Linked DNA regions of Mus musculus: region 2 is linked to region 1. A link is a loop called in an ENCODE intact Hi-C map of the cell type or tissue named here. Cell type or tissue: heart. All regions are shown on one strand.

Evidence for each region. Peaks named below come from ENCODE experiments on the same cell type or tissue, not always from the same donor. Only the 100,000 strongest peaks of a DNase experiment are listed, where the experiment ranks them.
Region 2: it touches region 1 in a loop (3.0-fold over the local background); 17 of 42 quality-filtered maps call a loop at or near these places.

The regions. Positions count from the first base shown.
Region 1 is chr11:3,531,608-3,539,607 of GRCm38, forward strand. It overlaps Smtn (smoothelin), which reads right to left and starts at 7,685. Exons shown (of 20, transcript NM_001284427.1): 1 at 7,505-7,685; 2 at 5,716-5,829; 3 at 1,768-1,916; 4 at 1,154-1,247; 5 at 991-1,069; 6 at 804-901. The coding sequence starts at 5,766. Gm11946 (a long non-coding RNA gene) reads left to right here and starts at 1,171. Exons shown (of 6, transcript XR_001780145.2): 1 at 1,171-1,260; 2 at 1,845-5,003; 3 at 5,164-8,000. In heart, CTCF peaks have their summits at 235, 2,834 (motif pointing right), 3,860, 7,584 and 1 weaker place; DNase peaks (open chromatin) are centred at 3,964, 4,234, 5,534, 7,714 and 6 weaker places; H3K4me3 peaks cover 4,693 bases; H3K27ac peaks cover 4,420 bases.
Region 2 is chr11:3,644,808-3,652,807 of GRCm38, forward strand. It overlaps Morc2a (microrchidia 2A), which reads left to right and starts at 4,630. Exons shown (of 27, transcript NM_001159288.2): 1 at 4,630-5,339; 2 at 5,501-5,640. The coding sequence starts at 5,573. Tug1 (taurine upregulated gene 1) reads right to left here and starts at 4,007. Exons shown (of 4, transcript NR_002321.2): 1 at 3,946-4,007; 2 at 1,750-2,271; 3 at 1-716. In heart, a CTCF peak has its summit at 4,249; a DNase peak (open chromatin) is centred at 4,304; H3K4me3 peaks cover 3,397 bases; H3K27ac peaks cover 2,192 bases.

The sequences.
Region 1 (8,000 bases):
GCCATGCAAAGCAGAGGGGCTGGGCATGGCTTCCCGCGGGCACACCTGCATAAGGAAGGCTGGTCAGTGCCAAAGGTGGTTTAACAAGGACCAGAGTCTAATGCCAGTGATTGGCCATAACAGGAAATTTGCTGGGGACTCCCATTCCTAAAGGACCCTCCAACCCGGAACTCTAGCTTCAATCTAGCTAATCAGACAGTACAGTTGTGCAGAACTAGGCAGATAGCGTACTCTGCTGGCCATCCGTGGAAATGGTATGTTCTTAAAGTCTCATGCTATCTGAAGAATAGAGAGGACACTGAACACTACTTAGAGGGGCCTGACAGGCACTCCCTGGAGAGCCAAGGTAAGGATGGCAGCTGTCTGGAAGGTAAGGACAGCATGGGATATGTTTAAGCAAGGGCGGTACCAGGACTAGATTTGCATTTCCAGGAGATGATCCTTCTGACTGCTGAGCACAGGCTGGGGGGTGGGGGTAGGGGTAGGGGTACGGGTAGGGGTAGGGGTAGGGGTGGAGGTAAGAGACGCCAGTGTAAACATGAGAATAGCATGGGCAAAGGAACAACAACTTGAAGGCTAGCTTTGAGAGAAAAACCAGAGTTGAAGGTCTGAAGTGGAAGGCATACAGCTGGAATTGCCTAAGTATAACAAATGAGCCCTGGGGTTTCCTCAAACACTGGCCAGGGGCCAGCTCCCAGTCAAATGACGGCAGAGCAAAGGCACACAGGTACTATGCCCTGAATTACTGGCATCAGGAGGCATCAGCCACTGGGTGGTCCTCCCTTCACGCCCATACTCCTTACCTTACCAGGGTCCAATGTGTGTGCTGCCTGCCTCCTGCTGTCCTCTCGGGGGCCACTACTGGGAAGTCTACTGCACAGTCTCCCAGCCAAGGTGGCAGCTGGAAGGACAGGGCAAGGCAAGTGTCAGGAAGTGATGTGAGATATGAGATGCAGGGCAAGGGTGAGTCTACAGAGGGCAGGCACCTACCCTTAATCTCCTGAGCTCGCACTCGGCGGATGGCAGCTCTGATCAGCTTGCGCTCCTCATATTCACCGGCACTCCGAAGCTGTGGGTGACAGGAGGGCCACAGGGGTTGCATGCCGGAATCCAGGTAGGTCTTCACCCATCCCTTGCCTGCCCTGAGCCTTACCAGTGTGGTCAACTCCTCGACATCATTCATGGACTCCAGTCTCCCTGCCAATCGTGCGAGGGCGGCCTGCTGTTCAGCTTCTCGCTGTTGAGAGCTGCAGAGACATAGTGAGTGTGACCACCATTGAATGACAGGGTCTGGAGGATGTGGGCTCAAGGAAAGGGTCAGGGTCTGAGGCCTGAACACTGGCAGAGAGACATGGAGCTATCTATGTAGAACCTCTGAGCAAGCATCAATATCAATATATATCAATATCTCTATCCATCCATCCATCCATCCATCCATCCATCCATCCATGCATGCCTGGCATCCGTCCATCCATCCATCCATTCATCCATCTATCCATCCATCCTTGCATCTACACATGCCTGGCATGCATGCATGCATGCATCCATCCACACATGCCTGGCATCCATCTATCCATCCATCCATCTACACATCCTTGGACACAGGCACAAGTTACGCACTCTGCACAGCCACAGCTGGTACTGGCTCCCTACCCACACATAGCCCTGTGCATTCCAATGCTCACGGCTCACAGACACACCTGCCTCAGTATGAGCTGATCCTTGGCACATCTGCACTCGAAAACCCAAGCCCCCTCTGCCACTCACTGTAGCCAGTTCTCCTTGTTGTCTTGCCGCTCAGCACGGAAACGTTTGGACGCCAGAGCCTCCTCTTCTCGTTCCAGCTCCTGTCGCTGCAGCTCCCGGATGGCTGAGCGGATCCGCCGCCGTTCTGCCAGATCTGCAGTGACCTCCAGCTGCAATGTAGGTGGGAGTAAGGGGTGGGCATTCTGTCAGGGGCAAAGGACTGGCACCAACTGCCCACAGCTCTGCCAGGGGCACAATGGATGGCTTGTCTCCAGTCTCTCTACCCTAAGCCTTCCACGTGCCTGCCTCCCACTCAGGGTTTTTAGGGGCAACCTCGCTCATGACACCAAAGATCCTGAGAAGCCCACTGTGCAGTGTGATGCCGAGGGCCCCCTTCTGTGAGTGCACAGCCTGTAGCCACCGACCCAAGCCAGGTGCCAAGCAGCCAGGCACTCCTTTGTGGGACTTGACATCTGCTCTCCGGGGGCTTTCATTAACCCTTTAGACCAGGGAGCCACAGCAGGAAGAGTGTAGTCACCCTTCTTCTCTGAGCTACCGACAAGAGTCCAAGGAACGAGAAGGGTGATTCAGGTAGCTGAAGTCTGACTAGGTGATCTACCTAGTCAGAGTAGCAGGGCCCTGCCGGGAAAGATGTGAGACAGGGAATCTGAGGCAGTAGCCTAGCTCCCTGCTTGGCAGTGAGTTACCTTTCCCCTTTTACTGACTATGGCCTAGTCCTAGCCACCATGGAAGAAGTCAAGACCTAGGGTGGGAAGGGCTAGACCCCTAGTGAGTGACCCAAAGTGTCAGACCCAGCACTAAATCCCATTTGCCACTTGCTTGGTTTTTTGAGACAGGGTTTCTCTGTGTAGCCCAGGCTGTTCTGGAACTTGCTCTGTAGACCATGCTGGCCTAGAACCCAGAGACCTGCCTGCCTCTGCCTTCCAAATGCTTGGAGTTAAGGGACGGACACACCATCTCAGCCAGCTTCTACCGTCCTCCCTTCAAGGTTTAGTTTTATTCATGTGTTTGCATGTATCTGTATGAGTGGATGCCATGTGCACATGGGTGACTGTGGAGGCCAGAAGAGGGCATCAGGTCTCTGGAGCCAGAGTTACCAAGTGCTGGGACTTTCGGAAGAGGAGCTAAGGCTCTTAATTAACTGATGGTCCCATCCAGACCTACTCTTGATACATTACTTTGATACATCATTTTTATCTGATAAGAGGGAATTGAGTGTCTTGTTTATGGCTTGCCTGAGACAAGATAGCTGTGGTGTTGAGGGCTCTCTGTCATGGTGGGGAACTTTGAGGTCCTGTACCAGAGCCCCCTTTAGCCTGCTCTAGAAATGTCAAAGTCAAAGGAAACCTTATTACAACCAAGAGATCTATGCTCACTTCTCACAGAACATGTGGAGATCGGTGGCCTGAGGAGACAGCTGGTCCAGACTGGTCCGGAGGGTCAAGATCCAGAGATACAATGACTTTGTCTCATGGGTCCTCATTTCCAACCCCCAGGAAAAAAAATACAAGATAGGAACTTGGCCATTTCTACAACCCCTGGGTACCTCAGTGTCTCCATTTGGAAATTTGGATCCTCCTAATGAATTCTCTAAGTGGAAGGGGGTGGCTGGGCCTCACTCTGCTGGCCACTCCCTGGCATCCTTCCTTTTGGGACTGTGGGCAAAGCTCTGACAAGTGTCCCTGCTGTGTCCTGTGTTCCACGCCCTCTCAAACACCAAAGGTCAGACCACAGTGTTTCTACTGTGTCTAGAGTTCCTCACCCTCTCGGTCACCCCCACTGTGTGTGGAGGGGACTGCGGGAGGGAGGGAAGGAAATACAAAGAACTATTGTCCGCCAGGGGGAAGGGGATGGTTTCCGAAACTGCCTAGTGAAATTCTCCTGGGAGGAAAGAGGGTGCTTCCTCCTCCGGTGGGAGGATGGAGGGGGAGGGGACTGAGGCTCGGGTGCTTTCTACTCCGGCTGCTGGGGGGCATCTATTCAACCCAACGTTCCTAGTTTCAGGCTCTCCCTCCTGCACAAAAAGTGATTCTCCTGTAGTTCCTCCCTCAGTCCCAGACCAGAGCTGCCCCCTGTGTTGATAGCAATTGGGGAAATGCCTCGCCAGGGGGCGCTAAAAGCCCGCAGGCTGCAGCCACCAGCACAGGGCTCACTCACGCCCCACCCACCCAGTCTCCAGCCGGGCGTCCCAGCTAGGAGCCAGGCAGGAAACCCTCCGCCACCGCCGGCTTTAACGTCCCATCTGCAAAGGAAGGGAGGTTCACAGCACCTAAGCTGCTTCCCTAGGTCACCCGGACGGGAGGTGGCAGACGTGCAAACACGTGGCAGGGGGCACAGGCAGCGTGCCTGTCCTTAGGTGCCCCTGTCCCGTGCAGCCCACCACCCCGTCCTCAGGAATGTGCGGGAGCGGGACCGGAAGCAACTGCGGCTCCCCCAGTCAGCTGGGCACAGCTTTCCCATATAAGGCCGGGCCCCACGGGGAGGAGCCGGGCCCGGGACCGTTCCTGCCACGAAGCCGGAGGGTGGGACCCTCACAGCTCCAGGCACAGCAATGGCGCGCACGGGCGCGGTGAAGCCCGGGGCTGGAGTGGGCCTGGGGCCGTGGAGACGAGACAGGGTTGGGTCTCCCTTGTCCTTTGCTCCCAGGCCCGGGGCTGGGAGGAAGCACGTCCGGCAACTACTGCTTCTGTTTCTCCTCTAACAGCACGTTTCCCAGCTTCCAAACCTTGCATGAATGGGGTCTGATGGGAGTGCGTGAACACTCAGCGTGGCTTTTCCTATGGAAAACATGAAGACTCTGACTTGAGGGACGGCGAAGGTGACCGGTGGGCATCTTTGGAGACCCAATCCCATCTCCTGGCAGCAGAGAGCCTGGAGTGGCTGCCCTTGGCAGTGGTGCAGGATGAGGTTAAGGTTCTTGCCCCAGGACACACAGGCCAACCTCATAGGAGAGGTCAAGGCAATTAGACCAAGTGGCTCAAGCCTCTGCCTCTAGGGGAAAGGATTGGTGGTGGTATGGGTCACTTGTAAGGAAAGTAAAGTCTATATAATTTTTTGCCCTTGACAGAGAGCAGGGTCTGGTTGGTGGGGCTGTGGCCCCTCTCCCCACGGCCTACAGCAGGGCCTTGCTGGTGGACGCATATTACTGCTCTGCTGTGTTGGCCCACTGCCTCTGTGTATGGGAGGAGGAAGACCTTGAGTGGAGTGGACCAACCCAGTCTCTATCCCAAAGTCAGGTCCATACCAATTCACCCCTTTCTAACGCTGGCAACCTATATTTTGTATCACACCCCCCACACCACCCCTTTTCTTTTACAAGAAGCCAAAGCTTAAAGTAGAAAATGACAGACAAGACATCACAGAACCCATTAGGACCCACATTCTATCTCTCTACAGGTTCTTCTAGCCTTTCCCATGACTCTGGGTATCCCAAGACTTCCCCCCACCCCCGGAGTTTGGACCCTAATAAAGCTTTTAGCCTGGAGCGTTTGGGTATGTGGTTTCCCCACACAGAGGGGCAGTATGCGGGTGCTGCATCTGTGACCTGTCAGATACTGTGCTCAGCACCCAGCAGTTGTTCTCTGGTTTGTTACTCATTGCTGCCCATTATCACTGGGCAGGCCTACAGGAGTGGGCAGTGCCCATGCTGCTAGGAAGAGGCAGATCCAGCCTTCCCACACCTATAGCAGCCCATGGGTGAGTCCCAGCAGTTACTGTTTAAACAAGAGATGACAGTTGGGGGTGGGTAGGTACCAGGTCTCAGCACCTGACATGGACAGGAACATGCCACAAGAGCCTCTGGAGCAGCCAAATGGAACCAACCTGGCGCTGTTCCCTGAGCCTCTCCTCCAAACCCCTCCCCCTCCTTATGTACTGAGAAGTACATAAGAAGTGGCCTACATCCCTGGGTTGGCCACCCCACAGTACAGTAATAGAGCTACTTATTACCAGTTTTCGGAGGGCTCCTTCATCCAGCCCAGCTAAAGCCTCGTCTGCCATCTTGCTGGCCCCTAATTCCTTCAGTATGTCAGCTCCCGCCAGGTCCTGGTGGCACTCAGAATTCTGCAAAAGGCAGACATGAGTTAGGTTGCTGAAGATTTTGTAGAAATCTCGGTCCCCTGGGGTTTATGCCTCTGTTGCCCTCTTTAGCCCATAAGCGTTCATGTCTTTCCTGTCCTACCCTGACATGTGGCTCCTGGCTGGGAACTGTCCTCTGCCCCAGGGTATTTTGCTGAAGAAAAAAAAAAAAAAAAAACCTCACCAAACCAAGAATAGGTGTTTCTGTTTCAGCCTTACCAGCTTGGCTGCCAGTCTGCCCTGTGGTCTAAGTTGACATCCTGACTAAGCCCCACACAAGAAGGGCCTGTACCTAGATGGAGAAGAGGACTCAGCAAGGCCCACCAAGCCATGCTTACCACCAGGGGGTACACGCCAGTCTCTAGTTACCTGCCATACCCACTCACCTCTAGGGGCCACCGAGCCTGCCCCTCCACCCACCTCCACAAGCTGGGCGTCTGGCTGTGGGCTGAGCCCATATCCAATTCTTACTAAGACTGTCATTCCCACAGGTATGGGAGCTACCTGTGTCTGGCAGTTCTTGGAGCCAGCCTTCAGTTTTGACTCCTTTCCTCCCTGATGTCAGCAGACCTGACCTTGGGGAGCCAGGTGTCCCTCTCTCCCTGTCCATTCACACACTCAGAATTCACTCACAGTTCACTTTCCAACTGGAAGGGCCTTGGGAAGCTGACCCACCCAACCTCTGGACTTCAGGCAAACTGAGAGGATGGGAGATGGTCAAAGATTCATCACAGGGGGTCAGAAAAACTCAGACTCAAAGGGCAGAAAGAACCTAACACAAATCTTGGTGACTTCTGCCTTCTGAAGTCCCCTTCCAAGATGCTGCCCAAGACTCCAGGCTGTTTGTTTCTTGTTCAACCACTGACCGTCAAAATGGATTCCTAAATCTGGTGCCAGTCTCTAGCCCAAATCACTCCTTCCTGGAGTCCCCAGTGTCTCTGGAATTTGTGGTTCCATGGTCTAGCACACCTGGATGTTTTGCTAATGTGGTGACTGAAATGGCCTCTGGACCCCCCACCTCCATTGATTCATCCCGAAATCATCCACTCCCTCTCTACAACAGTCACTTGGTGTGAGTCACCCCATCCGGTGAATGGGTCTGGGGGAGTCCCAGTGCGCACTAGTTGGAGTTGGAAGGCACTGCTAGAGTCTTTACCTCCTAGTCTAGATACTCTGTCTGGGGTAACTACCCCTCCCCAGTGCCCAATCTTAAGTATTGTGGACATGCTATGCTTCTTCATGTTGGGTAAGGGTGTTGTTAGTTCCAAACCTAGGTGATACTCGGGACTGTCTGCTCAGAAATTCCTGCCACTGCTTGCCACCATTCTCATGGCTTCATGCTACAGAGTTTTCAGTCCTGGGGATTGTTAAGGCCCTGCGAGAGATGGGTCAGGATCTGGGAAAGATTCCTCGAGGTATCAGCTCCCTATAGATTAGTGTCTCTGGGGATCGAGAAGCCTCTTCCAAGTCCATAGAGTCTCTTCAAGACTCTTTCCCCAGGGTCTCAGAACTTCAACCATGTGTCTTTGGAGTTCTCGTGATTTGGCTAGGGTTCCCGGACCTGGGAGTTTCAGAATCCCTGTCCAGACATCCAGGTTTCACACCCCCTTCCCCGGACTCATCCGGACTCCTAGAGTAGACCCGAGATCCTCATACCCACCTCTCAGTCCGGCCCGCCGTTCCGGCGCAGTTTCGTGTTAGTTTGGTCGGGACCCGGTAGATGCAGTAGAGACCGGCAGACCGACGGGAGGAGCCGCAGCCCAGGAGCCCAGGCCGGTTCAGCAACGTACCCTGGACTCTGCTGCAGACGCCTGTCCCGCGGCGCCAGCCAGATGGCTGGCTCCGCCCTGCCAAGCTGTCCCAGCCAATTCTCTGTTGAGACACGCCCCTGCTCTGGTCCCATTGGGAAAATTCAATTTTTTAGGACCCGCCCCCAAAAGACTCCAGCCCCTCACTGTACAGGCATGTTGGGTATTGTAGTTTTGGGGACTGCTGTTGCGAGGTCCTAGACATCCTCGGGTGGGCTTCACCAGGATACAGGCTCTAAGCCAAAGTCCGGAATGTGCCACAAACCGGGCAAATAAGTATCTTGGGATCCTGTAAGCCCTGAGCGGTCCTGACAGCCCCTCCCTGCCCTCCTTTTTGTTCTTGAGACC
Region 2 (8,000 bases), 110 kb after region 1:
TCAGGAATCTGGTTGAAGCCTTGTGAGATGGTTAGGTAAAGGGATTCCTCAGTAGAATTTCTTAAATTGGTGTGAAAAGTTTTGGTTCCTGAGTAACCCGAAGATGATACTATGAGGAATTCAAAATGCCTTGGTTTTGATCCCAATGGGTCAGAATATCTGCTTTGTCATTTAGTAGACAGCTACAGATTTTGAAGTAGGAAAAGAACAAGAGTCCAGTGGCCTTGACAGGATCCTAGGCAGTTTATGAAACTTCAATCATTTGAGATTGTGGAGTAGGGTCCAATGCTGTTCTCAGAGATGCCTTTCTTCAGACAGTGTTGACAATATAAACAAAACAAAATCCCCTGGTCCAAATTTACTATGTGTCTCTGAAGAATAAACTGCAGAAATGAACTGTACATTTATGGAATAAACCTGGCCTTTGTTGTGATAAAATAGCTTCAGTTATTTGGCTTGAAGACTCTTGACTGCACTATAAAGGGCTGTGCTGAATCTGGGCAGAGTAGGACAGGAGTGGAGGTAAAGGCCACATCATGATGGCTGAATGCTTCTTGGGTCACAGTGGTCCACTGGAATGGTGTCTTCTTCAGTAGTAAGGTGGAAGGAATCACCATGGACAAAAATCCAAGTACCAGGTCTGTAGGCTGATGGAGTAGCAGAAGGAAGGTCATTGGCAGGTCCAGGTGAACATTCAGCAATCAGGAGGCACGGGACTAGAAGGGGCAGGGAAAAAACAGGTAAGGTAACAAACACATGGAATTATAAACAGAGGAGTCTAACACTGGGATGGGGGTCTGCTGTCAGCATATCTACTGTGTGATAGGTATTCACAAGCCTGGCTTAGATGGTGATAAGAGAAATTGCTAAAAGAGAGGATTTGCAAAAGAGTAAAAGCTGGATGAACAAATGCAAAAAGTTCCCTGGCAAAGTTAACTGTCTCAGGGATGCAACAAATAGAAAATGCCTTAAGAGTGCTACACCGGGGCATTAATGTGTGCTCATATATATATATCATAATGGGGGTTTCTAGTCCTACAACTATTAGGTTGGACATTATAGTTGGTAGGGAGGAAAAGTTTTCACAATTGGCACACACACAAAAAAATGATATCTAGGTAATATATTAATTTTTCCTTTAACTTTCCTGGTGCCATCTTAATGCTCTTGTCCTTTAAACACTGCCCTAACTTTTACATTAACAAGTTCTATTTTGAGCAAGACAGTATATTGCCTTGGTTGGTCCCCATTCTCAACTATAACAATTTGATTCAGTTTCTTTTTAGGTCATACGGTTTCCTAGTTTTTTTTTTTTTTTTTTAAATCTAGGATTAAGAAAACATGAAATCTAATCAACTCATATATCTAGAGTAATGTTAATTATAATGTAGCAATTATACATACACTGAGGATTAAGGGTCCCTGCTTTTCAAAAGGCTTCACTAGAAATGATGGTATTTTTGGGCAAAGATACATAAAACCAAGACTCTTTCAGTGTTTGCTATATGGAAAACAAACAAACAAATAACCAAATGCATGTGATGAACCAGACTCTGCATATAAGAGATTAAAGTTATCCTAAAGATGTTCTTTTTAATATTAAGAGAGTTACAGGGTTAGAGAGCATCTTAGTTTTATGAAATTGCAGAGATCTGCCAGGTGAAGAATCACAGAAGTGCATTTCCAGGGTAGAGAGTATGAATAGCAAAAGTGCAGAAATGAAAAGGCATTTTGGAAAATGGCAAGTACCGTAGTTCACTTTGGATGGAGTGTTGTCAGTTTGCACTGAGGTTCTGGACAGAAACTTGGATCTTCAAGTTCCCAGTGACAGTGCTGGTGGCAGTGCTTGGTGAGTCGTGTCTCTCTTTTCTCACGGCAAGATCAACAGTTCCAAAATTGAATACAAAACGTCCACCTCCAGAGTTCCTGTCATATCTTGACAAGCTCTTCTGGGTCACAGGTCCAGTTCTTGAAAATCTGGGAGCCTGGAGTCCATGGTGGCAGCTACACTGAAAATGGAATCCACTCCAACTACTGCATGTACTTTATGAACCTCCAATCCTGGACATCTGTGTTTTGTCATGGAATTTCAAGCTTTTAAGTTCCAGTTGATTTTATTTTTTCTCCTTCTCCAGAGGAAAGCCTTTTAACACCACAGTCTTAAAGAGTCTTTTGAGGTACATCCAGATTTAATTACAAAAGAGCTAAGACCAACAGAGTTTTTCTTCAAAACAGTCATTTCTCTTGAAAGGAAACCATTTGTCTCTGGCCCTTTGGTAAAGGGAATAAGTCAACTTATTTTTTTAGACATTTGAATAAAATATCAGAATTGGTAACATCTAATCATACAAAATACACTTAAATATGTTTGTGTTCACTTGCTTAGAGAGCTGTACCACTTAATAAGCACCACTCCACAAAACAAAAATGTTTGAAACCCAACTGTTCAAACATTTTAATAGTGTTTGCTGGATAATGGCCTGGAATTTGATAAAAGCAGCTGACAATAAACAAACAAACAAACGGCATTTTGGCCATTCAGTCTCACATTTGCAAGCAATTAGAATACAAGGCTGGTTAGGAAAAAGTTAAGCTTCAAAATGATTCCAAATATCTGATTTTGTGTCCCAGCCAGAGTCCAACAAAGTTTTTTCAAAAACTTTAGCCTTCAATTTAAAAAACAAAACAAAAAACCCCCCCAAAAAAAAAAAAAAAAAAAAAAAAAAAAAAACCCCAAACATTTTCAGGAATCCAACGCCTGGTTCAGTCTGTTCCAAGTAGCCCTCTTGCTAAAAATCCATGTGCACTATTAACTGGTTTTGGCAGCACCATTTAAAAATAATCCTGTTCACTATCAACCACGAAAACCAGGGATATAAAATAGGAGCAAATAATGGGTGTCAATCATGGTTGTAAAAAAATAGTTAACGAGAGAAAAGTAGTCAGGCACCAGTACGAGCAGCAGAAAACAATCGCTGGGCCAGAGATTACACTTCTTGTTACTCGAGGACACATTCACTCCTAATTGTAGCTGCTTTCTAGTGGGTGCCATTGTACCATAGGCATCAGCCACCCTTCAGGCACCCTATGGTGAAAGGAAAGGGCTTTGACTAAAAGCCAAGCAGTGAAGTGATGGTACCTGAAACAGCCATTATGCAGTAAGAAGCAGCTCACATATACCAGGGACTCAAATGGGGGCTTCATATTGGTTGTGAAGGGTCCCAGATGACATGTAGGCCTCAGTTTCCTCCCGGTGGCAAAAACTGTTCTAAACTCTTCTGGGTCATAGCCCCCTTTGAAAACTCGCTACTGAAGGATCTACTCATCCCCCTAGAAAACACTTTCCCACGTGTTTCTGTACAGAAGAAGTTCAGGGAACCTTCCCATCTCCAACTCCAATAAAAGGTTCCCGAATTTAATTTCAGGGAATGAGCAATTGTTATGACTTCTTGCAACTCAAAGGAAAAAAAAACAATAATCATCTTTCTGTAAACCGACACTTTTGAAGAGAGCTTCCAATTCCATACACACACTGATAGGCAGAGGAGGAAACTGAGGCGCAGACAGATTACAGAGTGACTTGCCTAAGGTCACTCGGCCAGCGAGTGGCTAGGCCCGGAAGCAAACCCAGATCTTCCGACTCCGGAGCTCGAATCCCCACCCCGGAGCTGCCGCCAGCGCTCTCGCTCCCCACTAAGGTGGCATAAGTAGGAAAAGGCAAAGGAGGAAGCCCACCACCAACCATCCTCCAGCTCCCTCTTGACCCTCCAACTGGGTCCTAGCAGGCCCCGAGGGGTGGCGCCAGGCCTCCAGGCCAGCCCCGGCCACCCCAGCTTCCCCCGCCGCCTCCCCGGGAGCGGGGCGGAGTTGCCCGCCGCCGCCAACCACCCGGACGACCCCTCGTCGGATCGCAAAAGCATAGGCCGCCGCCCGAGTTCTGCGTACGAGAAGAAAGACGCGGCGCGAGCGCCAACGGCCACCGGGCGCGCGCCGCGGCGGCCGGGCCTGCGCCCCAAGAGCTGGATGCCAGAGCAGGAGAAAGAGCCGCCAACCGATCGCTCGATCGACCGCACGCCCGCTCCTTCGCCCTACCAGACCGGGGAGGGGGGGAGGGCGCGCCAGGGCTTCTTCGAGTTAGGGGCCTGACTCCCCGGCGACAAGACAAGATGGCTCCTCCGCTCTGCTCTGCAGCTACCGTCCCGGCTGCGTCTCTCGGCCCGCCCCCGGTACTGTTCCTTTAAATGGCCGAGAGGGGTCAGGAAAGCAGGAAGAGAGGCGCGCGCCCTCACGTGATGGGGGCGGACCGGCCAAACAAGATCCGGTCACGTGGACCGACGTCGCTCGCCAATCAGAAGGTGGAGTCTCAGGGCGGGGGCGGGAAGACTTCGAGCTCTGTGATTGGCCGAAGGTGCGCTGGAGGCCTCGGCGGCCGGGCCGTCGGGAGTGAGCGAGGTGATTCGCGCTGCGTGCGCTTACGGAGACAAAGCGGTGGCTGAGGTAGCGGTGGCGCGGGCAGCACCGGCCGCAAAGCCGTACTGAACGCTGAATCTCGTGACGCCCAGCCTGTCATCGTCTGTTGAGGCGCGGCGTGTCGTGTCGTGTCGCGGCGCGGGCGGGCGGCGGCGGCGGCGGCGGCAGCGGCAGCGGAGGCAGCACATGGTTCCAAGAGCGCGCTGCGGTGGTTGAGTTCCAATTCCACGGGGAGGGACAAAGGCATCTGCGAGCTGCAGGCAACGCCCGATCGGATCTGGTGGTGCACTCGCCACTTTCCTCTGTTCTCCCAGGCTCTGGGACTAACTCCTGTCTGTCGGTAGCGAGGAGGTGGCCACAGGACCCAGGCCTGGGAAGGCCCGAGGGCCCGAGGCCATCTTCTGAAGGGTGTGGGGGAAGGGCGCACCTGAGGTGATTCGGGAGGGTAGGTTGTGAGGTGTTTCTGTGGGCCACTGTGAGTAATTTCACCCACAACCTGTGGTGATTGTGGCATAATAGCAAGCTGTGTTTGGGCGGGGTTTGGGAAAAGAAATCTGTCAGTCAGCACCAAGGACCTTTCTGTTGGAAAGCGGTGAAGCCAGAAGTAGCCTCCACTCCACTGCACTGTCCAGTAGAGCACTCTTTTGAGGAGCCTGGTGTCTTCGGTGGTGACAAAGTCTTCGGTGGTAATGAAGTAGGTGAACCGTCAGAAGTAGGTCAATTTCCTGAATTTAGGAGAACAGAAAAGGACTTGAACGTGAAGTTGAAGCTGTAAACCTCCAAGTTTGAAGACCATTCAGAACCGTTCACTTTTGATGTGCGTCGGAATTGTGTGAAGAAAGCTTGACCCCCCGGAGCACTTAAGGACAGTAGGTTTCGAATATAGTTCTTTCCAAAGTATTACATCAGAGTCATTGAAATACTTAAATCACTCGCAGTTTTAAATATCTGCCTGTATTTTGAATAGATACTAGGGAAATTTTTTTTTTATGTGTCACTAAGAAGCACAAATTTACCCTTTACTGATCAGAATCCTGGGGAAATCGATTTCACTATATGTACTTTCCTGTTAACCGGCAAAGACTGAAGACTCATTGCTGTCATGGCCTTCACCAATTACAGCAGTCTCAACCGAGCTCAACTAACCTTTGAATATCTCCACACAAATTCGTAAGTATCTTGTTAGGTGCCACTGAGGTAACCAGTAACTCCTCCTTGATGTTAATATGGAAATCCTTTCTCCAGAAAATTTTGCTTTTTTATTCTTTGGCTTGTGTCATTGGAGTAAGATGTATCACTGGATGTCTTGAGCTCTGTATTGAAGAACTGAGATCAGTGAATTATTTGTTGGTAATCTAGAAGAAAATGATTTCACTTACTGGATCAAAAATTTCAAAATACAAACTTTATATCATATTGAGTTGTTTCATCCAAGTGTTTAATAGGAATCCAGCAAAACTGCTCTTTGGATCATCAAAATTTGGACCATCTAGTATCAACTGTTGCACATCTTTAGTAACATCCTAGACAATTGGGTTTATAACAAGTGTTTCTAACAACAGCAACAACCACAAGATGATGATGACAAAAATGACCAACTTGGAAGAAGAAAGCATTTGTTAATTTTCAGCAAACAATTGGTTTTGTCATTTTGGCAAATTGGCTGTAAATCCAATGTAGTTTATATATGCTAAGGAAGAGTGGAAGTTTCTTTAAAGGCCTTGATTTAGGTAGTCTTTTTCCAAAGTATGTGAAATCACAGAAGGATGCTGTGTTCATGGTCTTGAGTAAGTGAAGAGATTAACATCATTACCATTTGGTATGGAATATTTTAGGGTTTGTGTATTTGTTTAGTTAATTAGTTTGGAAACAGGGTCTTTCTACCTAGCCCAGCCAGGCCTGAACCAGACCAGGCTAGTCTGGAACTCAGAGATCTGCCTGCCTCTGCCTCCTAAGTGCTAGAATTATAGGTGTGTGCCACCAAGCCCTTCATTAGGTTATCTTGCCAAAATCTAATCTTTCCATTCACCTCCTAAATGCTGGGATTATAGGTGTATGCTACCAAGCCCTTCATTAAGTTATCTTGTCGGAGTCTAATCTTTCAGTTCACCTGTTACTTTTGGGTTCAAGGTAAGTATTAGAGTATTTGGATAAGGAGGTAAAGAAAACCTAGATGAATAAATGGTCCAGTTAGAAAAAACATCTGCAGAGTAGAGACCATAGACTTCAGGTATCTCATAATAGTACAGTAATTTTCTAGTCTTTTGTGATTCCATGATACTTAAAAAAAACTTTTGAATAGTAAATTTTTCTGAGCAGTGATTTGTTCAATGCCAAGAGGTTTAATTTTGCATTATTTAGGAAGGTTTTTGGTTTGTTTGTTTCTTCCTTCCTTTCTTTTAATTGAGGTAGATCACAGAGAGAGATGGTACCACAGAGATTACCTTGGATACAGATTATGAATCTGGAACCTAGGTCACTGATCAAAGATGCTAGCACAGCCTTTGGCCACACTTTCGATATTCTTTATATTTGAGCTACATATTAAGAATAAGCAGATGAAGAGACTTAAATGTTCATGGCTGCGTGTGTTCTATAAAGGGGTCAGATTTGAATTTTGACCTGGCAGAGCAAATTTGGAATTATAAATATACTGAAACTTGGATGACCCTGAACTGGCCTTCAAAAATCTGTCTTGTTCCAGCATCACTATAGACTTTGTGCAATAACAGTAATATCAGCAATTCATTGCTTCCACTACTTACTGTTTTAAATATAAAGTAATTTCTAAGACAAATCTATAGGTTTAGAATTATTCTTGTCTTGCATTTGAGAAACCCGAGGCTCAAAGAAATTAAAGGCTTACAGAGAGGCAGCTGGAGAGGCAAGTTAAAGGTATCCAGATTTAAGACAGTATGAAGCATTTGGCTACAGTGCTTAATTTTAACCTACTATTGACCATTACTTTGAAGGTTTTGTTTTTCTGTCTGTAAGGCAGAGAATTTAACTTCCTGATTTATTATTTTGGTTTATTTTATTAAACTTCTAAGTATAATTTCTCCCTTTGTTATTGTACACATTATTAACAGTTTATGAACATTGCCAAAGCAAGGAAGTAAACTGAGTTACTTGAATAAAGTGATGTTGGAAAATTTTCTGTGAATTTTATCCATGTTGAATTGAAATTAGTGCTTGCTTCAACATAGAAGGATTGGCATATCATTTTGGAAATTTTGGAATTTCTTACCTGGACCACAAATTTGAATTTTGAAATATTTCTACTATGAATGTGTCTTGTTTTACTTGAAGAAAACACTAACTGTACAACACCACAATGAGGGTGTTTTTCTTTTAGTCAGAGCTTAACTGTAGCCCAGGCTGGCTTTGAACCTCATACCCTCAACCTCTTAAGTGCTGGGATTTCTGGTGTGGGCCATTGTTAAGTTTTTTTTTTGTTTTTTTTTTTGTTTTTTTTGTTGTTGTTGTTTTTGTCATTATGACTTGATGGGAAGTTCATTCTTAGAGAAAAA